Linked DNA regions of Homo sapiens: region 1 is linked to region 2. A link is an interaction called in ENCODE POLR2A ChIA-PET data of the cell type or tissue named here. Cell type or tissue: Panc1. All regions are shown on one strand. Links, peaks and the distances in the headings refer to the core of each region. The heading gives the core; the rest is flanking DNA. Region 1 overlaps NDFIP1 (Nedd4 family interacting protein 1). Region 2 has its middle 160 kb from the start of FGF1.

Evidence for each region. ChIA-PET counts read pairs that join two places held together with the same protein. Peaks named below come from ENCODE experiments on the same cell type or tissue, not always from the same donor. Only the 100,000 strongest peaks of a DNase experiment are listed, where the experiment ranks them.
Region 1: POLR2A ChIA-PET joins it to region 2 with 5 read pairs; 6 of 35 experiments call an interaction of 5 or more read pairs at or near these places.

Annotation. Positions count from the first base shown.
Region 1 is chr5:142,133,065-142,143,576 of GRCh38, forward strand. It overlaps NDFIP1 (Nedd4 family interacting protein 1), which reads left to right. Exons shown (of 8, transcript NM_030571.4): 4 at 2,666-2,753; 5 at 4,670-4,794; 6 at 7,499-7,565. Among named protein-coding and RNA genes, the nearest start is that of NDFIP1, 30 kb to the left of the region's middle. In Panc1, for the core only: no CTCF peak of the experiment used is centred there; no DNase peak of the experiment used is centred there.
Region 2 is chr5:142,522,390-142,535,449 of GRCh38, forward strand. No RefSeq gene overlaps it. Among named protein-coding and RNA genes, the nearest start is that of FGF1, 160 kb to the right of the region's middle. RefSeq lists an enhancer at 721-1,222. In Panc1, for the core only: no CTCF peak of the experiment used is centred there; a DNase peak (open chromatin) is centred at 7,512.

The DNA of each region.
Region 1 (10,512 bases), core at 2,840-7,839, 390 kb before region 2:
AGTGATGAGCAAGTACAGAAGCCTAGTCTGGGCAGTGTGATGGCATAGGCCCAGATGTTCCCCTCTTGGCTTTAAGATAGTAGACAGTTTGCAGACCACACCTACTGTGAGGAGCGAAGCTCCTAAAATCATTGCTTGGTAGAAATAGTTTATGAGCCCAATCTAGGATGATCCTAAATGGCGATGATGTGCATTCAGTTCTTACAGGTACCAGGGAGAAACTAAAAACCCTAGTGTCTAAGGGCAAGACCATCATAATGTAACTGCCGTATATTGGAAGCAAACCACATGCTTGGTACTGTGCTTGATGCTTTTATATATTTTGTATATTGTTTCCAATCTTCATAGTAACCTTGAAAGGTAGAGATTATATTATCTCCATTTTACAGATGTGAAAATTTAGGTCCAGAGAGAAAAAGTAATTTTCCCAAAGTCATATGACTGATAAGTAGCAGAAGTGAAAGTCAAACCCAGATATTCTAGAATCCAAAGTCCTTGTTTGTTTCACTGTACTCTGCAGATCTGTTGCAATATATGGTAAATAGATCAGTATGGAAATTAGCTCTGATTAATCACATAACTCTTCAGAATACTTTCATTTGATACAAGTACATATTTAGGAACTTCTTAAAGGGCTCTAGTATTCAGCAGACATGTATAAAGCACTTTTTAAATATAAGATGCAGTATATTTTACAGTGGATAGGTAAAAAGCTTTGTATAAGGCAGTGTTCCTCATTGTTATTCAAAAGCCTAAAATCCAACTAGGGTAAAGGGCCCACAAATACTGATAACTAAGACACATAAGAGCAGTGGGCATCAAGAACTGAAACTTTTTACTGGGTGATCATAGGGGAAAATGAGATTTGATGTGGGCCCGGAGTTTTGATGGGTAAGAACATTCCAGAGGGAAAAAGGCACAGAAAGCAGGTGTGAATTCAGCCAGGTGAAGGCAGTTCTGTGGATGTAGTAATTGGCTTTGTATGAGCAAGAGTTTGTGAAGGGAGATAGAAAGTCCTGACTACAACTGTTGTTTATAGAATCTTTGGAATGTTAGATGGGCGTATTTAAACTTCATATGTAGCTTTTAGAGAATCCTTCAGAGTTTTTGAGCAGGGGTATGAGAGGACTTGTGTGGTGTTTTGGAAACATTAACTTGGCAGCAATTTCTAGGATGCATCATGGTAGAAGAGATACCAAGAGGACAGGAAGAACAGTTAGAAGGTGTTCGTAATATTATTAGATGTTACTTCCATATATTTTTTGGAGTATATCTTTGAATAGTTATGCAAAAAACAATTAGCTTTTAATTTTGGCAAAACCTTATTCTGCTGATACGAAGTAAGAATACTAGGTATTTAATGTTTTAAAAAATTAATTATAAAAATTCGTTTTTATAGAAATTTCAAACAATAGAGGAAGTATGTTAAGTTAGAAAAGGAAGCTGCCATTGCCACCGACTTCCCTTTCTCTAGTTCCCACTCCCCAGGGGAACCACTGTTAACAATTTGGGTCTTCCAGACCCTTTTCTGTGTACAACAAGTTTTGATATTCCCTAAAATATTTTTCATTTAAGGAGCCCTCATTGAACTGTGTACAAATCTATCACTTTTAAGTATATATTCAATTATTTTTAAATATCTCAACACACACCTATATCAGTTAAAAAGATAGCCCACATGTGTTGGTATTGTTCATGATCATGTTATTTCTAGTTTTGCAATATTACGTTATCAAGTTAGGATGGAAAAGATCTTATCTGCTGATAAGGTTAGAAGTGAGATTTAGATCTGTATACCAATACAAATACATGCTTATGGAGTTGAGCAGTGGGCAGTTCTGTGGACTATTCATGTATGATCGTACTATTCTTTTTTCCCCTATATCAGCCTCGTAAAGCACTTGAGCTGGTTGATTTTATCTTTTTTTTTTTGAGACGGAGTCTCACTCTGTTGCCCAGGCTGGAGTGCAGTGGTGGGATCTTGGCTCACTGCAAGCTCTGCCTCCCGGGTTCATGCCATTCTCCTGCCTTAGCCTCCCGAGTAGCTGGGACTACAGGTGCCCGCCACCACTCCCGGCTAATTTTTTTGTATTTTTAGTAGAGACGGGTTTCACCATGTTAGCCAGGATGGTCTCGATCTCCTGACCTCGTGATCTGCCTGCCTTGGCCTCCCAAAGTGCTGGGATTACAGGCATGAGCCACTGCACCTGGCTGATTTTATCTCTAATTACTAATATTTTAGGTCCTAAACAGGTCCTCGATTACTGATATTCTAGAATTTAAACCAAATGTGTAAGTAAATTTTGTCTTTTGTCTTTTCTTGAGGTATATTTTTTTAAAGGAAGAGTAAATAGTTCTTTGTGAACTATTCTTGAAGTGTATTGTTTTTGAAGTGTATTAAATTTTTGAAGTGTATTGTTAAAGAACTTGGGTTATAAGATGAAAATTTCATTTAGAACACTGGGGATAGAAGAAAGATTTGCTTCTTTTCTAATTATATATTAATAATGCAAAATGGAATTTTAAACACACATTGAGCCTTTAATGCTCATAATTTTGAACTGAACCAAAGCAATAACTTTTTTCCTTGCTACTCAAATTTAACCCTTCATTTTTCTTTATGTCTTCCCTTTGCCTAGAAATAATTCTTTTTCTTTTCATTTAGGATGAGGATTTTGTGGGTCGGGATGATTTTGATGATGCTGACCAGCTGAGGATAGGAAATGATGGGATTTTCATGTTAACTTTTTTCAGTAAGTATGTATGCATATCAGAACCACCCCCTACAAACTAGAGTGCTTTGGATTATGGGTGAATCTGACTGAATTAAAATAACTAGTTGAGCTAATATATTAATACATTATGTTTATTTGGTGCCTTTTACTGGAATATTCAAAGCTTAATATACCTTTGTTTTAATATCCCTTCTCTTTGCCTTCTATTTTCATGAATATCTGTGGAAAATATAATTAAAGCAGTTATGAGGATGCTGCATTTTTACATGAGCTAAGCCTCATCTTCCAGGTCTACGGGGCCCTTTTGCGTTGCTTCTACTCATACTTAATCTGTAGAATAGGAATTAAATGCCTTTGATGAATTTTGCTCTGAAAGCTTCTTTTTTCTGACAGATCAAAGTCAGCCTGATTTTCTCCCTTCATGTTACTTGCCATTTATCTTTTTGTGTGCCTCACATAGAAGTGAGCAACCATTTCCTTTATTTGTTGTATTAGAAAGATAAGAAAATGCAATGCTTTTAGAGGTGATGTTATATAAGTTGTCAAAATTCAGAGAACAGGAGGATGAGTGACTTGAATCAGATTATTTGGGGGCACTTATTTAATGTTGAAGGCATTTATTTTATTTACTGGACTATATATATATAACACACACAGTAAAAAGCAGAGGTCAGGCTGGGCATGGTGGCTCATGCCTATAATCCCAGCACTTTGGGAGGCCGAGGCAGGCAGATGCCCTGAGGTCAGGAGTTCGAGACCAGCCTGGCCACCATGGTGAAACCCCATCTCTACTAAAAATACAAAAATTAGCTGGGTGTGGTGGCAGGCACCTGTAATCCCAGCTACTCAGGAGGCTGAGGCAGGAGAATCGATTGAACCCGGGAGGCAGAGGTTGCCGTGAGGTGAGATCGCACCATTGCACTCTAGCCTGGGGGACAAGAGTGAGACTTCGTCTCAAAAAAAAAAAAAAAAAAAGAGGTCAAAGGCTGGGCACAGTGGCTCATGCCTGTAATCCCAGCACTTTGGAAGGCTGAGGTGGGCGAATCACCTGGGGCTAGAGGTTCAAGACCAACCTGGCCAACATGGAGAAACCCCATCTCTACTAAAAACAAAAATTAGCCGTTAGCCGGGCCTGGCGGTGCACGCCTATAGTCCCAGCCACTCGGGAGGCTGAGGCAGGAGAATCACTTGAACCTGGGAGGCAGAGATTGCAGTGAGCCAAGGTCGTGCTACTGCACTCCAGCCTGGGTGACAGAGTGAGACTCAGTCTCAAAAAAAAAAAAAAAAAAAAAAGCAGAGGTTGTAAGTATACAGTTTGGTGAATGTTAAGGTTTGCTTTTTGCTGTTTTTTGTTTTTTTTGCTTTTTCCTTTTGAGACAAGGTCTTGCTCTGTTGCCCAGGCTGAATTTGGAGTGCAGTGGTGTGATCACTTCTCAGTGTACCCTTGACTTCCTGGGCTCAAGTGATCCCCCCACCTCAGCCTCCCAAGTAGCTGGGACTTGCAGGTGTGCACCACTGTGCCCGGCTTTTGTTTGTTTGTTTGTTTGTTTTGTTTTTTTCAGTTTTTGTAGAGATGGGTCTCACTGTGGTGCTCAGGCTGGTCTCAAACTGCTGGGCTCGGGATCCTCCAACGTTGGCCTCCCAAAGTGCTAGGATTACAGATGTGAGCTATTGTGCTCAGCCTATTAAGGCGTTTTTGAAAGTGACTAGCAGTAGACATAAGTGTGTAAAACCTGATAGGGAGGAGTTTTTCTTGTTTGCTTTTTGGGGAAAGACAGAAGAATGGATGTTTTAGAGGAGGTATGGTGACGGTTGTGGAGGACAGGCTGTCTTTTATCCTTTGGAAAGTCATTTAAACAGAGGCAGGTGTAAGGCACTCTTGTTCTTGGGTAACAGGACATGTCTAACATCTTTCCCCTCCTCTGCTTTTGCAGTGGCATTCCTCTTTAACTGGATTGGGTTTTTCCTGTCTTTTTGCCTGACCACTTCAGCTGCAGGAAGGTATGGGGCCATTTCAGGATTTGGTCTCTCTCTAATTAAATGGATCCTGATTGTCAGGGTAAGTTGTATAACAGAAAAGATGGGCTCTACAGAGAGGCAATAATCAGAATATTTTTGAATATTCGATTTTTCATTTGCTTTTTTAAAAGTTATTTCAGTGTGTTAAATGATTTTTGGTTTGTCTGTGGTTTCATGATGAAGCTGAACCAAAATCATTTGCAAATGGTTCATGCACACAAGTTTTGTTGTCAAATCTATTGAAAACTGGTCTATCATTAATATTGTTCACCATCTGCTTTGTTTGTTTTTAATGTTTATAATATGATAATGTATATGTTCTGAAATTAGTTGTTTTTATAATAAAAGGAAGGATATTACCCCTTTGATATCTCATCAAAAGCAGCCATTCCTCTCATTAATTCTGTTACAGTTTTAATCTAGCTCTCTTCTTCCTTCTTTTCTTTTCTCCTTCTCTTCCCCTCTCCCTTCCAGGATTGCTTATGCCAAAATGTTTGGGGAGCCAAAACTGTTTAACAAGTATTGCTCCATTAGGAGCCTACCTCTCAAGTAAATTACAGAGATGTATGTCTTTAGTGACTTCAGAGTTACCAGTTAGTTAAATTTGCATGAAGTAATTTACAGTTGTAAAAGATCTAGGCTTTTAAAGTATCCTCTGATTTCAGATAAATTTATTGCTATCGTCAACCTTATAAACAAAACCAATTTATCCGTCATAAATTGGCATACTTAACTAACTAATGGGTGTTGCTTGACCACTGTAGTTTTTCTACGTAGTGCCACCTTATTTATTATAAAACATTTGTTAACGTTTTTAGGGTTCCAGAATCCTTTGGGAATCTGATGAAAGTTGTAAGCTTTTCCCCCACATAGCTAATATGTACTCATCTATAATAATGGACTTTAGGTTAAGAACTCGAGCCCTAAAGAGGTTTTCATTCCTTCCCTAAATTTTAATTGTTACTTTATTAACAAAGAAAATACTATATTTTACTTTTCGAACTACATTAAACTCTTGGACACCAAAGCCTCCAAGGAAAAGAGAAATAAAATTAATTCCAGTCTTTTTTTTTTTTCAAACTAAATTTTCAACTGCATTTAAAAAGTGAATCAAATGGGCCGGGTGCGGTGGCTCACGCCTGTAATCCCAGCACTTTGGGAGGCCGAGGCGGACAGATCACGAAGTCAGGAGATCGAGACCATCCTGGCTAACATGGTGAAACCCCGTCTCTACTAAAAAAATACAAAAAAAATAGCCAGACATGGTAGCGGGGGCCTGTAGTCCCAGCTACTCGGGAGGCTGAGGAAGGAGAATGGCGTGAACCCAGGAGGTGGAGCTTACAGTGAGCCGAGATCGTGCCACTGCACTCCAGCCTGGGCGACAGAGCGAGACTCCTTCTCAAAAAAAAAAAAAAAGTTAAATGAATTAACTTGTATCAGGTAGGATGCTTTTGACTGTGAGTAACAAAAACCTAGCTCAAAATGGCTTAGAAAAAAATTTTTAATTGTTTTTTTAAACGGGGAAATTTTATTTCCCCTGAAAACAAGTCCCTGACAAGGTTAGTTAAGTCAGTGGTTCTTTGACATCATCAAGGACAGCTGACATATCAGCATATTGGCACAGGTCCCCCCTCCCCTCAGGGTTAAAAGATGGCAGTTTCACGTATCAGTATTACATTGAAACACGACAGTGCTCAAGAGAAGAAAAAGAACTATTTAAAAAAAAATTTTCTACCACCTTTAGAAAGAACTGTTTTTTTCTTTGAGAAGCAAGGAAAGCTTCTCAGAAGCCCTCAATTTCCACTGGTCAGAATGGCATCCTGTGCCCATTCCTAAACCAGCAAGGGAAGGGGATTACCCTGGTATACATGATAAAGCTTCCAAAGTCAAGACAAGGCTGGAGGAGTAGGAAGAAAATCAGGCCTCATTAGAAAGAAGGCAATGGTATCATCTACTCAGGAGGCTGAGGTGAGAGGATTGCTTGAGCCCAGGAGTTCAAATGCAGCCTGGACAACATAGTGAGATCCTGTCTCTTAAAATTAATAATAATAATAATTGCTTTTGGCACTGAATAGGCAAAGTAAAACGATCATTATTGAAACACATTTCTAGAAGAGCAAATATTATGTGGGGAAAATGTTTTCTAAAAAAACCAATTTTTGTATACTTTCAAAATAAGGAGTTAATAAAGCTAAAAGCTGTCATATTTAACAATTGCTTTTCCTTGAAAGGAAATAGATTTGCATTTATTGTAACCATTTCAAGCTAGTAATATGTAAAATACTTTCACTTATATTTTAAAATTATTCTAAAGGCTAAGTGATGGCATTGGTAGAACAAATAAGTCTTGCTGGTCACGGTAGCTCACGCCTGTAATCCCAGCACTTTGGGAGGCTGATGTGGGTGGATCACCTGAGGTAGGGAGTTTGAGACCGGCTTGACCAACATGGAGAAACCCCATCTCTACTAAAAATATAAAGTTAGCCAGGCATGGTGGTATATGCCTGTAATCCCAGCTACTCGGGAGGCTGAGGCAGGAGAATCGCTTGAACCTGAGAGGCAGAGGTTGCAGTGAGCCGAGATCACGCCATTGCACTTCAGCCTGGGCAACAAGAGCGAAACTCCGTCTCAAAAAAAAAAAAAAAAAGAATAAGTCTTGCATTTTGTGATTTTGTGTACCCTTAAGTTAAAATGAGAAATTGTGTCTGTTAAGCTGCTATAAAGTGTTTTGCCTTATTTTTTAGTTTTCCACCTATTTCCCTGGATATTTTGATGGTCAGTACTGGCTCTGGTGGGTGTTCCTTGTTTTAGGTAAGTGTTTTTAATGTAAGAAAAGGCAAGAAAACATTACATTAAATTTTATAAGTAAAATTACTTGTAGTAAATGTTCATCTTGATTACTGTATAGTAATATATTAACAATTAATAATAAACATTTTTAAAATGTTGCTTTCTTAAAAATAGTCTTTCGTTACCATCAGAGTAACATGCACGTTAATAAAAAGTTTCTTTGTGGTTGTAGGTTCTTCCTAACCTATACATATATTCTTCTCCCCCATGTGATAAATGGGGTATGCTGATGACTCTGTAGTCTGTCAGTTTTTTTCCCCTTGTGAGCTATTGCCACACAGCATTCACAGACTCAAACCAGAATTGCTTATACGCTTACTGCAGCCAGTTGAACTAACTCATAAGTGCAGGTGGCCCATCTTTGGTGGGTCTGTCAGTAGAAAACAGAAAATATGTAACCTCGCTAGACATAACTTCTGAAAGAACCACCATTGGATTTCCAGAATGCTTTAGTTTACCGTTGGTGAGAATAAGAACTATTTTACAATAGGCAAGAGGACTTTTTTTTTTTTTTTTTTTTTTTTTTTTACAGAGTCTTGCTCTGTCGCACAGGCTGGAGTGCAGTGGCGTGATCTCGGCTCACTGCAAGCTCCACCTCCCGGGTTCACACCATTCTCCTGCCTCAGCCTCCCGAGTAGCTGGGACTACAGGCACCTGCCACCACGCCCGGCTAATTTTTTTGTATTTTTAGTAGAGACGGGGTTTTACCGTGTTGGCCAGGATGGTCTCGATCTCCTGACTTTGTGATCCGCCCGCCTCGGCCTCCCAAAGTGCTGGGATTACAGGCCTGAGCCACCATGCCTGGCCTGGATTATATTTTTTACTCTAAATATTTATTTTTAAATACTTTTTTCCTAGACATTAAAACAAAGAGATGAACATTGGAGTAAATTATTTCAATGTTGGCTTCTTGATTATATGTAAAGAAAATATATATGATACAGTTAGAGAGACCACCATCACTTCTGTCATTTCTACAAAAGAATAACAGGGCCATCTTGTGGCTATTAAAGATGGTGTGATTGCCTCACTGTGCTTCTGTGACATCAGTTTCTCCTATGTCCTGTTTTGCTTCTTGTTGCCCCCTTAATTAAGATCCTTGGTGGTGGTTCTGCTAATGGTTCTGGCTAGGACATCCTGGCACCCATGCCTGGCAGGTGTTTAATAAATTGAGGACCTGGGCCAGGCATGGTGGCTCACGCCTGTAATCCCAGCATTTTGGGAGACTGAGTCAGGAGGATTTCACCTTGAGGCCAGGATTTTAAGACCAGCCTGGGCAACATAGCAAGACCTCGTCTCTACAAAAAAATTTTTTTAAATTAACCAAGCATGGTGGTTTGTGCCTGTAGTCCTAGCTACTTGGGAGACTGAGCCAGGAGGACCCCTTGAGCCCAGGAGTTGGAGCCTGCAGTGAACTATGATGGCGTCACTGCACTTCAGCTTGGGTGACAGCAAGACAGTGTCTCTAAAAACAAAACAAAACAGTTCAGGACCTGTTTTGCCAAAACTGACAGAGCCTTGCATTGCTGACCCTACATTTTACTTAGAAAACATAAATCATTCATCGCACCATCTACCACCTCCTCAACAGCATCATGTACTCTATGATTGGTCATTAGAATTCTAAGGAAAGAGAAATAGTAATTTTTTTTCCTCTATTGATTATTGAGAACTTCAGTAATAAAAATGACCAACAGGAGAATAATTTAGAAGAAATAGTTCCTTGGCTTGCTTATTTTCTAAACTGTACCTTTAAGAGAAAGGCTGACCACCCGTGTTTCCCCAAGTCAAATCCTGAATGGACCAAAGAGGAGCCCTTAAGCGTATGTTCAGATTGATTGCTTATGGCATAAATAATTTAAAGAAATTTAATGGATTGATTCCCTTTTAAAGTTTCATGGGAGGAGGTTTTATAATCCTTCATCATTGATCATTCTTGCTATGTACCATTTGCTTGTAAGCAAAAAATAAGAGTTTGGCCCGGCGTGGTGGCTCATGCCTGTAATCCCAGCACTTTGGGAGGCCGAGGCAGGCAGATAACTTGAGGTCAGGAGTTCGAGACCAGCATGGCCACCGTGGTGAAACCCCGTCTCTACTAAAAATACAAAAATTAGCTGGCTGTGGTTGCTCATGCCTATGATCCCAGCTACTTGGGAGGAGAATGGCTTGAACCCGAGAGACGGAGGTTGCGGTGAGCTGAGATCGTGCCACTGCACTCCAGCCTGGGTAACAGAGCAAGATTCCATCTCAAAAAAAAAAAAAAAAAAAAAAAATATATATATATATATATATATATATATTAATAAGAGTTTGGATACACTTATGAGCATTTGTGCCCAATATTCGGGTCATTTTGGGAACTTCCCTTTTGAAGAGAACCAGTTTAATGGTGTTTTGTCTTGCAGAGCTCTGTGCAGAGCTCCCAAGCTGGCTGCTCTTGAGCTATAGTTAGCCTATAGTTTATTTGTTCCACAGTTATTTTTCAAGTTTTTTTAAATTAGTTGCCAACATTTTAAAAATCAAAATTATTTCACATAAAACGCCTGAATGTTTTTACTTTTCTTGAAAGTTGGAATATCAAGAAAAGCTAGCCTACATTTCACATGGCACCCTTTGGCTGGAGCTGAGTTGTTGCTGTCTCCTCCATACAGGTCATGTGCCTTCCAGTTCAGTAAGATCCCACCACCATACCCCAACTTAGTATTTGAAGGGGTAACCCCTGCTCAATAGTCACTTGTTGCTTTGGGTCCCAAACAGAATGATGTTCCCCAAGCTCAGAGCTGACAGCTCTTGGTTACTGCTAAAAATCAGTTCAACTGTCCAAGTACCATTTTCTACCACTGAGTATCCCAGTAAAAGTATTTAAAAAAAAAAATGTGCTAAAGGCTCAGAGACCATCTCTGAAAGA
Region 2 (13,060 bases), core at 4,839-9,838:
CTAGGAAAGTCCTGTATAATTCATAATCAAAAGGACTGACTGACCATATCACCAAGAGAAAATACCCTTATTTTTATATATGTAGCTTTTGCTACATATATAAAAGATTAAAAATATACATGGGATGTTAAATGTAGAATCACTGAAATCAGTGACCATAAGTGCCTGTTCATAATCAGATAACAGTGGGATTTTGTTCTCATTGATAACTACATAATCTGTTTTTATCTGTTTTAAAAATAGCAAAATATAATTAGCTGGGTGTGGTAGCAGGTGCCTGTAGTCCCAGCTACTCGGGAGGCTGAGGCGGGAGAATGGCGTGAATCTGGGAGGCGGAGCTTGCAGTGAGCCGAGATCGTGTCACTGCACTCCAGCCTGGGCAACAGAGTGAGACTCCGTCTCAAAAAAAAAAAAAAAAAAAGCAAAATATATCCTTTCCCCCTCTTTGGGAACATACGAAGTAAGAAAAGGAAAGCCAAGAATAGGCAGGCTGCATTTGGATACAGTTATGTTCATACAGTCAAGACATAGTGGATTTTCCTTATTAGTATATAAACATGTTCTTGTAACTCCAACATTAAGCAAAGAAAACTTTCCTTGACCTAGATCCTCCTTCAGCCACTGCCCCTTTCTTTCCCCATTCACAGTGTAACTTCCATAAATACTCTCCATGGTCACCATCTTGACTCCCCACTGCCTTTCGTTTTCTCCTCAACCCACTCCATGTGGGCTTTTGACCCTCATTCACCCCTCACACACTGCCAAATCTGTTGTTTATTTGTTTGTTTGAGATAAGGTCTGTCTGTCACCCAGGCTGCTGTGCAGTGGTGCAATCACGGCTCACTGCAACTTCTGCCTCCTGGGCTCAAATGATCCTCCCACCTCAGCTTCCCGAGAAGTTGGAACCACAGGTGTGTGCCACCACTGCTGGTGAATTTTTTTTTTTTTTTTTTTTTGAGTCTCGCTCTCGCCCAAGCTGTAGTACAGTGGCGCCATCTCCGCTCACTGCAAGCTCCACCTCCTGGGTTCACGCCATTCTCCAGCCTCAGCCTCCCGAGTAGCTGGGACTACAGGCACCCGCTACCATGCCCGGCTAATTTTTTTGTATTTTTAGTAGAGACGGGGTTTCACCATGTTAGCCAGGATGGTCTCGATCTCCCGACCTCGTGATCCGCCTGCCTCGGCCTCCCAAAATGCTGGGATTACAGGCGTGAGCCACCGCGCCCGGCCTGCTGGTGAATTTTTGTATTTTTTTGTAGCGATGGGATTTTACCATGTTGCCCACACTGGTCTCAAAGTCCTGAGCTCAAGTCATCTGCCCGCCTCGGCCTCCCAAAGTGCTGGGATTACAGGCATGAGCCACCACGCCCAACCCCACACTGCTAAATCTAAAGGTTATTCTATATCTCATTTTTCTCAAATTCACAGCAGCATTCAGTTGACTTATCATTTCTTATTAAAGCATTTTTTTTTTTTTCTTGGAGGCTTTTCTCCTATCTTACTTGAAACTTCTACATTTTCTTTTGCTTTTTTTTCTTTTATTCAACTTTCAAATTTTGGCAAGTCCAAGAGCTTGTTCCTGAGACCACTTTTTTTCATCTTCACTTCCCTCAAGTAAGCTCATCTAATCCCATTTTGTTGTATACCACATATAAGCTAAAGCTCCCAATCTATACCTTTCACTCCAACCTCTGCTTTGAACTTCAGAGTCAAATATCTGGCCACGTACTTGCCATTTCTTCTTAAATATCTAATAGGAACCCTAAACTTAATATGTCTTATTACAGCCTACTGTCAACTTGCTTCTTCCTAAATTTTCTCCATTTCATTAAAAGACACCATTATCCACCTAAGTGCTCAGGAGTCATCCTAGGAGTCATCCCTAGGAGTCATCCTAGAGTTGTTCCTTCAGTCACTACATCTAATCCTTTAGCAGATACTGTTGACTTTACCTTTACATTTGAATCTGTCCACTTCTCTTCCTTCCTCCTGTTCCTACCGTAGTACAAGCTACCACCAACTTTCTTCTGGACTATTGCAATGGCCTCATCATTGGTTTCCGTGTTTCTCCCATTGATCCCTGCTACAATACATTCTCCCACATAGCAGCCAAAATTATCTCTTTAAAAAGTAAATAGGCCGGGCATGGTGGCTCATGCCTGTAATCCCAGCACTTTGGGAGGCCAGGGCAGGTGGATCACCCGAGGTCAGGAGTTCGAGACCAGCCTGGCCAACATGGTGAAACCCTGTCTCTACTAAAAATAATAATAATAAATAGAAGATCAAGAGAGATATGACAAAATGGTTCAGTCCATTACCGAGTAATTATAAATATTCATGCTCCTGATAATAGAACTTCGAAATATATGAAGCAAAAATAGAATTAAAGGGAGAAATAGACATAGCCAGATTTATTATTAGAAAACTTAACATTACTCTCTCAGCAACTGACAGAACTAGACAAAAATAGAAATAAAACCACATAAGATATGAATAACATCATCAACCATTTTGATGTAATTGATATTTATGCAACTGCAGAATGCACATTTTTCAAGTGCATATGGTACATTCATTAAGATAAATGGTATCTAAGCCAGAAAATAAATCTCAATAAATATATGAGGACTAAAGTTATACAGACTTTATTTTCTAACTACGGTGGAATCGAATAAGAAATTGGAAACATATCTAGAAAAACTCCAAGTATTGGGCCAGACGCGGTGGCTCACGCCTGTAATCCCAGCACTTTGGGAGGCTGAGGCGGGCAGATTACGAGGTCAGGAGATTGAGACCATCCTGGTTAACACAGTGAAACCCCGTCTCTACTAAAAAATAGGAAAAATTAGCTGGGCGTGGGGGGCGGGCGCCTGTAGTCACAGCTACTCAGGAGGCTGAGGCAGGAGAATGGCGTGAACCCGGGAGGCGGAGCTTGCAGTGAGCCGAGATCCCGCCACTGCACTCCAGCCTGGGCGACAGTGAGACTCCGTCTCAAAAAAAAAAATAACAATAATAATAATAAAGAAAAACTCTAAGTATTTGAAAAACAACACGTTTCTTATTGGCTTCTTCTATTCATCTGGGGCTCAGTGAAGCTTTCCATGACCACCAAGGTAAGGGAAAGTTGCCGGTGAAGTCCCGCTGTATCACTCTGCTGTACTTTGTTGTTGTACTATTCACAGATATTTTTTCTTTAGCCATTGTTTTAATGGTTTTCCCACTAACATGTGAGTTCTGAGGGGTAGGGACCTTGCCTTTATTATTCACTGCTAAAATGGTAGCTGAAACACAGTAAATGCTCAATAGCATTTCATTGAATGAATGAAGAGTGAATATGAATCCTCCACATTCCATCATAAGCTCATCTGGATGGTGATAATGAGAATGATGATAAGATCACTACCATAAAAATAATACTCTGCTGGTGTTGTTATTGCTCAGGCACTTTAAGTGCCTTATCTCATTTAGTCCTCACAATTGCCTGTGCAGTAGATCCTTCTGTTATCCCCGTTTTACAGAGGGAGAAGCTAAGATACAAGGAGGTGAAGTAGCCGATGCCATTTGGGTAGTAAAGAGTGAGCCAGGATTCAAATTCAGGTTGTCTAATTCCAGAACACTTGTTTTGAGTAACCGGTAGTGAATTCATGATGGGAGAAAGGAGGCTGGTGGTTATATATGCGTATTTGTAAGTGAGCCAGCATAAGCTCTGTCTAGTCTTAGAATCAAGGCTCTGGTCCTCTCTCTTGAAGCCACAACTGACTTTTAACTAAAAATATGGAAGAATCTCCTCAGTGTTAAGGTCAGTATTTTGTTTCTGTGGCATCAGTCCTGATAATGGCAGCATTTTAAACCAGTGGAGAAAGGATAGATTAGTCAATAAATGGTGTTGACAAACTAATATTTGGAAAAATAAAATTAGATTTTTACTTTACGTAATAAATATAAACAAATTCTAAAAGAATTAAGGATTTAAATTTGAAACATGAAACCATACACAAATATATTAGGAAAGAATATAGGTGAATATTGGCCAGGCTCGGTGGCTTATGCCTGTAATTCCAGCACTTTGGGAAGCCAAGGCAGGCAGATCATCTGAGGTCGGGAGTTTGAGACCCACCTGGCCAACATGGTGAAATCCCGTCTCTACTAAAAATACAAAAATTAGGCCGGGCGCGGTGGCTCACGCCTGTAATCTCAGCACTTTGGAAGGCCAAGATGGGCAGATCACGAGGTCAGGAGATCGAGACCATCCTGGCTAACATGGTGAAACCCTGTCTCTACTAAAAATACAAAAAAAAAAAAAAAAAAAAAAAATACAAAAATTAGCCGGGTGCGGTGGTGCATGCCTGTAATCCCAGCTACTGGGGAGGCTGAGGCAGGAGAATCACTTGAACCTGGAGGCAGAGGTTGCAGTAAGCTGAAATCATACCACTGCACTCCAGCCTGGGCAATAGAAAATGTCTCAAAAAATATATATATTTATATATATAACATATGTATGTGAATATTTAAGCTTGGATGGGAATGGCATTTCTAAGTGTGTTAGTATGTCCTAGCTGAATCTGAATCAGGAATTTGGGTGCCTTTTGGTGATCTGGTGAGCCAGCATAGACAGTGCAAGGTAGGATCTGGAGGGTTAGGAAGTAATTCCTTCACCTGTGTTTGGTTCAGCCCTTTCTCATTGCCTTTTGCAGCTGTTCCAGCCTTCCCTGGACTCAGCAGATGATTCATCCTAATGTCCAGAAGAAAAATAGACCAGGGTTTTAAAGTATAAAATAATAAATCTCATCATTTATCCTTCTCATGGTTTTCAGAGAAAGTAGTGTTCATCTTCTTGACCTAAGCCAATCCTTCTACAAGTACTTTAACATGTATTAATTTACAGTGAGAAATATTACTATGAAATACACAGGAATGCTCACATTAGCTCTTCAATGCATTCTCTCCCTGAAAGACAGTAATATGGGAAGCCAAATGATGACCTAAAGGTTTCCTTGTGGGCAAGGACCTATCCAAGCCAAGGGTGTGAATGGGACGCTCTTAATGCCTGGGGCAGAGTGTGACAGGCTCAGGATCTAAGACTGCTACAGGGGTTGTGTCCACCAGGACCTAGAGAAACACTCTACTGACTGGTGTTAACCAGTTTAAAAGAAAAATAATGGTTTGTTTCACAAAATCAATATATGTACATTGTTGAACCATTAGATAAGGAACATGAATTAATATAAATAACATTCATAATGCTTTATTTCAAAATATGCCATGGCAAATACCTTGTATATCCTTTCTAGGCAAATGCCGTATATACCTTTTCTAGCCTTTTTCTCTGCACATCTGTTAAACTGCTTAATCCCCTTCTAATTTGTTTCCTCCCCAAAAAGATGATTACCCTTATGAAAAATCACTCTAGGTAAACTGCCCGTATTGTTTGCCTCTCTAGCAGAGTTCAGCTTCTTATTTCAGCTTCTCTAACCATAAACAGTATGAGAAGACCTCTCTAGCTATAATTGTTTCACTTTTTCACTTCCTGCTTTTCAGAATTATTTCTTTGTAAAAACCCTTTGTATTGTAAACAAACAAAAAGCCAGAAACAGAAAATCTTACAAAACAAATATACAGTTTAATGAATTATTCTAAGGCAAACCCTTCCCAGGTCCACAAACATAACTGAGCTGCCTCCTCCAGAAGGTCCACCCTGGGCTCTGTCCAATCCTACTCCTTCCTTCCCCCAGAAAGTTCCTGCTGGCCCGACTTTAATCACTTCCTCATAGTTTAGAAAATAGTTTTATCACCCAAATATGTATTCCTATATACTACAGCTTGGTCTTTCCCTCTTAAAACAATTTCTTAAAAGATTCTTTAACAGATTTCTCACCATTCTTTTCTTTTCCTTAGAATTTATCTGTTGAGGCCAGGCACAGTGGCTCACGCCTGTAATCCCAGCACTTTGAGAGGCCAAGGCAAGGGGATCACCTGAGGCCAAGAGTTAGAGACCAGCCTGGCCAACATGGTGAAACCCCGTCTCTATTAAAATTACAAAAAATTAGCTGAGCATGGTGGCGGGTACCTGTAATCCTAGCTACTTGGGAGGCTGAGGCAGGAGAATTGCTTTAACCCCGGAGGCGGAGGCTGCAGTGAGCTGAGATTGCCCCTCTGCACTCCAGCCTGGGCAACAAGAGCGAAACTGCGTCTCAAAAAAAAAGAATTTATCTGTTGAAAAATTAGAGGTACTCAACCCGTAGAGTTGCCCACGGTCTGGAATTGGTCCATTTCGATCCCATGGTGCACTTCAGCGTGTTTGCCTATGTCCTTTTTATTTCCTGCAAATTGGCAACTGATTCAGAGGCTTGATCAGACTTATGGCTGATCCCTTGGGCAAGACTATAAATGGTACTGCATTTCTTCATCAGGTGGCACATCAAGTTTGCTTGTCTCTTTTTTTTTGTAATGTTAGTAGCTGTTGGTGCACATTGCCTCAGTCTTTTTGTTTGTTTGTTTGTTTGTTTTTTTGAGACGGAGTCTCACTCTGTTGCCCAGGCTAGAGCGCAGTGGTGCGATCTCAGCTCATTGCCAGCTCCGCCTCCTGGGTTCACACTTTACTCCTGCCTCAGCCTCCTGTGTAGCTGGGACTACAGGCGCCCGCCACCACGCCCGGCTGATTTTTTGTATTTTTAGTAGAGACGGGGTTTCACTGTGTTAGCCAGGATGGTCTCGATCTCCTGACCTCTTAATCCGCCCGCCTCGGCCTCCCAAAGTGCTGGGATTACAGGTGTGAGCCACCGCACCTGGCCGCCTCAGTCTTAATTCATTGGGGTTATAGGCTGCTGATGATTCTAGTTCTTTTTTCTCATTCATTCACTGGAATACTTTTTATTATAAAGAGGTGCTGTGCCTCATCTAATATTTGCTTACACAGTGGCACAATTCATATAGGAAAGGCAGAATAAATGCTTTCTCTTTATTCATCAAGTTTTTTCTTTTTTTCTTTTTTTTTTTGGAAACAGAGTCTGGCACTGTCGCCCAGGCTGGAGTGTAATGGCATGATCTCAGCTCACTGCAACCTCTGCCTCCCAGGTTGAAGTGATTCTCCTGCCTCAGCCTCCCGAGTAGCTGGGATTACAGGCGCCTGCCACCACGCCTGGCTAATTTTTTGTATTTTTAGTAGAGATGGGGTTTCACCATGTTGGCCAGGCTGGTCTCGAACTCCTGACCTCATGATCCACCCGCCTCAACCTCTCAAAGTGCTGGGATTACAGGCATGAGCCACCATGTCTGGCCTATACATCAATTTTTAAGATAATGAATTGATTCCCTGTCATCATCAAAAACTGACTTAAAAAAAAAACAAAACAAAACTATGAACTCATGGAGGTGTCTCATCATTAGGGAGGTGAGTCAGGTTGTTCAACAAGACCAAGGCTGTGGAGTCAGCCAGTGTTACTTCCTCTACATTCCATTGTTGAAAGCAAGTCCAGACACAAAGAGTGGAAGGATAGACTCCAGCTTTTGATGTAAGGAGCTGCAGAGTATTTGCCACCATTATTTAATCTGTAATATCTAGTTTTGCTGTAAATGCTTCCATGCTTTTTTGGTTTTCTGTTTCAGTGTGAGAATTCGAAGAGATTCAAAGACTATATCACCACCATGGTCTTGCCAGAATCTGCCCTCTGAGTCATTTCTTAATCTACTGATTATCTGTAGAACCAGCCTTATATAAACAAGGAAGCATCTAGCAGGTGAGGTGGCCACAACTTCTGCTCCTGATCCTCATGCGTGGCAGGCTTTGCCTCCATACTACTTGCATTACCTTGTAGACCTCCACGAAAGCCTCGAGTCCTTGTGCTTTCAGGCCCAGAAGGCCTTCTGGGTGCTCAAATGGTCCCTTCCATGCTCATTGTGCTAGGGCCACACTATGTTCCTAACAGAACTGTCCCTACTTCATGGGCACTCAGATCTGGTCCCTGGGGCCAGAAGCCTCTTACCATAACCTGTGTCCATTTCAGTCAATATCTACCATTAACTCCTTCCTGCCACCTCACCTCCTGAAGGCCTGTTTACCTGCAGACAAATAAAATCCCAAACTATATATTTGCTCCCAACCCACACTGGCTGTACGAGCCTGCCCAGTTCCAAACAGAGCCAAACTCTGAGTCCCAGTTCAGGCTCAACTGGGACATCCTAATACACGTAGAAAAACCATCCCCATCCAAGATCATATTACTATTTCCCTATATACTTTTCTGATAGCTTCATATATTATTTCATGTCATTGATTTACATTTAAACCCTAATCCATTTGGAATTTGTCTTAGTGTATTATAAGAAGTAAGAATCTAAGTTTTCCTCTAAATGAGTTGTCAGATATATTTAGACTGCTTGTTGACTAAACTGTCTTCCCCAACTGATTTGAAATCATATCCCTATTTCATTTACTGAATGCTTAGACACACACACAGTGTACTCTCTCTCTCACACACACACACACACGCACACATACACACACTTGTGTCCACCTCTGCAGCTCTCACTGTGACGTGGGCTCTGAACTTCTGAGCCTCCCGATGGCTGCCCCCAAGCACCACGTGTCACGCCATTACCCTTGCCACAAAATGGATTATGCATGTTACTCTTGTGAAGATAAGTCTCTCTGATTAGAGAAGACTGATCATATACCTTCACTCCATCTTCAAGGAAGGCCAGGAATGTGGGGCAGCAGCTTCTCTGAGAAGTAGGACTTAATGAGGTAAGTAAGCAATGTCCCAGACTTGGAAACACCCAGAAGTTACTTACACTTAAAAGGACAGCTGTCCAGCAGATACATTTATTACATGGGCTTTAGGAAGTCAGCTGGACCTTATCATACAAGTGTGTGTCTTAAAGCTGAGAGACCTCTCTGAATCCAGACCTTGAATTAATAGTCACTAACACTCACTCCATGCCAGGCCTTGTGCTAAGCTCTTTACACACATTTTCCATTAGACCTCACAACAATCTTATGAAGTGTCTACTGTCATCTCCAGTATGTATTATTATCCCCATCTCACAACTGAGGAAACCAAGGCACAGAGAGGAAGTATCATGTTCTATATCATTCAGGTAGTAAGCAATAGGCATGGACTTGAACCCAGTGGGCTGCGCATCGTTCTGCCTTTGACAAAGCCGTTTATTGTGTTGAAGACCAAATCCTGGTGCTGGGACACCACTACACTTTCCTCAGTTCAGAACTCAGTTCTGATGCCAAAACCAAAGAGAATTTTACAGGAAAATAAGGTCAACCAGATTTGAAAGAATCATCATGCATAGTTCTCTTAATGTTTTCTGAGATGAACGGGTTTCAGTACAAGGATGTTTTATTATCTTTGTTAAAATGGAAGTGTTGTCCAGGCGCGATGGCTCATGCCTGTAATCCCGGCACTTTGGGAGGCCGAGGTGGGCGGATCACCTGAGGTCAGGAGTTGAAGACCAGCCTGGCCAACATGGTGAAACCCCGTCTCTACTAAAAATACAAAAATTAGCCAGGTGTGGTGGACATCTGTAATCCCAGCTACTCTGGAGGCTGAGGCAGGAGAATCACCTGAACCCAGGAGGCGGAGCTTGCAGTGAGCCAAGATTACGCCACTGCACTCCAGCCTGGGTGACAGAGTGAGAGCCCGTCTCAAAAAAAAAAAAAAAAAAGGAAGTGTTGAACATTCTTGTTGGTTTTGTCCTTCTTTACCCTGTTATACTGGGAATTGTGTCCCGAAGGAATAATGTCACATGAACTTAGTTCCCAGGCCCCAACTTCAGGGTCACTGTAGAGTTCTGGAAACCTTTGTAGAACAGTTCCTGTTCTCACCCCTTCATATGCATTCTTTCAGTTTTTCCAGACAGAATCAGCGGCCAATTTGGAGACACAAATACTTAAAACAATCCCACTTCCTACCTTGCCATAAATACATGAGCATAAGCTCTGGTTGTGAAATTCAATGCTTATTTGGCTCAAGGTTAAATTGTAAAGGAGCTTTAAGGGCCCCATTTAGGATGGAGATAAATGCACAAATGAAAATGCACATAACTCGGGGAACACACGCAATTAATGATGGCCACTGGAATACCCTGCCTCCTTGGGCCAGCAGCTCTCCTGTTTTGGAACTGCTTAGATAAAATTGGCGGGAGCCAGGAAGGAGGGGACGCTGTTGCTTCAGTGCAAGATGACAACTGAAACCAGGAGGGAAGTAAGTGGGAGGAGAGGCTAGAGCAGAGGGCCATAATTTCATTATGAATTCCTGCCTATTCTGAGCAATTGTCCCCAAATCTGTCATTGAAAGTGCAGTTTCCTCTATGAAAACTGTCTTTCCAAGAACCTTGGGAAAGATTATGAGAACAGGAAGTAGGGTATCCAATTCTTGTTGGTAATGAACTTTATTCTGTATTTGTTATTTATGAATTCTGTGTGCTGTTCAGTCTTGTCTGGTAATAAAGTTAGTATTACTTTTTATTCCTTCATTTGTCCAGCAGACACCTGCTGATGGCTCACTGTGTGCCAAGTGCTGTGCTGGGCACCAGGCATATTGAACGGGTCCTGGTTACTGCCCTCTGGTGCTTACGCTCCATCAAGAGAAGTAGACAGGAAGCATCTAATCACAGACAGAAGTTTCATACTTATCAGGGTGATGTGTGCTATCAAGAGTCAAAGGATGTGATGAGAGCAGGCAACAGAAGTGACATTTGAGCTGAAACTAAGGACAAATAGGAGAAAAGTCGGCAAAAAGATAAGGGAGAGAGAAATAGGGAAAAAAAGCGATCAAATGCCAGAAATGGGGCTGAAAAGATGTAGAAGTGGTTTCTAAGCATGGGTTTATCATCTCTTTTCTCATCTTTGCATCAACTACATGAGTTTTTCCAAGCGTGGTCTGTGAGTCTCTTGCATCAGAATTCCCTGGAAGTACAGTCAGTCCTCTGTGTCCACCAGTTCTGCATCTGCAGATTCAACCCACTGTGGATAGAAAATATTGGAGGCTGGGTACAGTGGCTCATGCCTATAACCCCAGCACTTTGGGAGGCCGAGGTGGGTGGATTACTTGAGGTCAGGAGTTTGAGACCAGCCTGGCCAAGATGGTGAAACCCTGTCTGTACTAAAAAATACAAAAATTAGCTGGGCATGGTGGCGCACGTCTGTAAATCCCAGCTACTCAGGAGACTGAGGCAGGAGAATCACTTGAACCTGGGAGACGAAGGTTGCTGTGAGCCAAGATCGTGCCATTGCACTCTAGCCTGGGCAACAAGAGCAAGACTCTATCTCAAAAAAAGAAAAAGAAAATATTCGGAAAAAAACCCAAAACAATAAAAGTATATATAATAATAATAAGTACAAGTAAAAAATGGTGTAACTATTTATATATCATTACCATTGTATTAAGTATTATGAGTAATCTAGAGATGATGTATATGGGAGGATGTGCCTAAGTTATATGCAAATACTAAGCCATTTTACACAAGGGACTTTGAGCATCCTCAGATTTTGGTATCTGGGGTCCTGGAACTAATCCCCCACGGATACCAAGGCACTGCTGTATGTTAAAAAATCAGGGCTGGGTGCGGTGGCTCACACCTGTAATCCCAGCATTTTGGGAGGCCGAAGCAGGTGGATCATTTGAGGTCAGGAGTTCCAGACCACCCTGACCAACATGGTGAAACCCCATCTCTACTAAAAAAATACAAAATTAGCCGGGTGTGGTGGCACACACCTGTAATCCCAGCTACTTGGGAGGCTGAGGCAGGAGAATTGCTTGAACCCAGGAGGCGGGGGTTGCAGTGAGCCGAGATCACGCCATTGCACTCCAGCCTGGGCAACAAGAGCGAAACTCCATCTCAAAAAAAAAAAAAGAAAAAATTCAGATTCCTGGGCTCCACACCAGGCCACTAAATCACAATCTCTAAGAGTAGGACCCAATAATCTGCACTTTAAACTCAGCCCACACCCCTCCGCTTAGGTAATTATTTTACATACTCAGTTTGATTTGAGAGCCACTTCTTGTATTAGAGATTTATAATTTCTGCCAAGACTACTGTTTATGTAATACCATTTGATCCCCACAGTAACCTTATATGGAATACAGGTATAGGATATATCATCATTCCACTCTTACAGATGATGTAGCTGAGGCCTGGAAAAGTGAAGGGATTTACTCATTCATGTGCCTTCTGCCCTCCTCACACCAGCAGGCTCTGCCTCTAAGTTAGATTATAAAATAATCCCACTCACTTTACAAATATGATGTCATATACCCAGGCATAGTTAGCTTGAAGGCATACTTCTATTTCCTTTACAGTGTTTGTTTTTGGCATAATATTACCTAGTAGTTCAGCAGGTTTAAAGTCAGAAAGACCTGGAATTGAGTCCCAGTTCCGCCATTTACGAGCTGTGTGACCTTGTGACCTTGAATAGGGTACTCACCTCTCTGTACTTCAGTTATTTCATTTGTCAAATAAGGATGAATAATAATGCCTACATCACTGAGTTGTTACAGAGACTAAGTACTGCATGCAAATACCATGTACAGAGTTTTTTGAGCACTTGGTAAATACTAAAAAAAATTGGCAACTATTTTACCTATAACATTTAGGACACATTGAAGATGTAGTAAGTGTTACTTACTAATTGAAACCCAGATAAGTATCACAAGAGAGGTTACACATGGAAGGCTTAAATAAATGCTATAAGTCATTCAGGCAAAGACATGTAAGAAAACCCAGTATCAAACCCAGTATCAATGAGCACATCTAGTATCCTGATTTTGGTATCTAAATACCATTTCTCACAAAGCCAAGCTAGGCCTCCTTGGAGAAATATTGATTTAAGGTCTGAAGAAGGGAAAGTACAAAGTGAGTCTGAAACATTTTGTGGCCAAGTGCTGTGTCTGACACCTGTAGTCCCAGCACTTTGGGAGGCTGAGGCAGGTGGATCACTTGATTCCAGAAGTTCGAGACCAGCCTCAGCAACATGGTGAAACCCCATCTCTATAAAAAATACAAATATCAGCCCCATGTGGTGGTGTGTGCCTATAGTCCTAGCTACTTG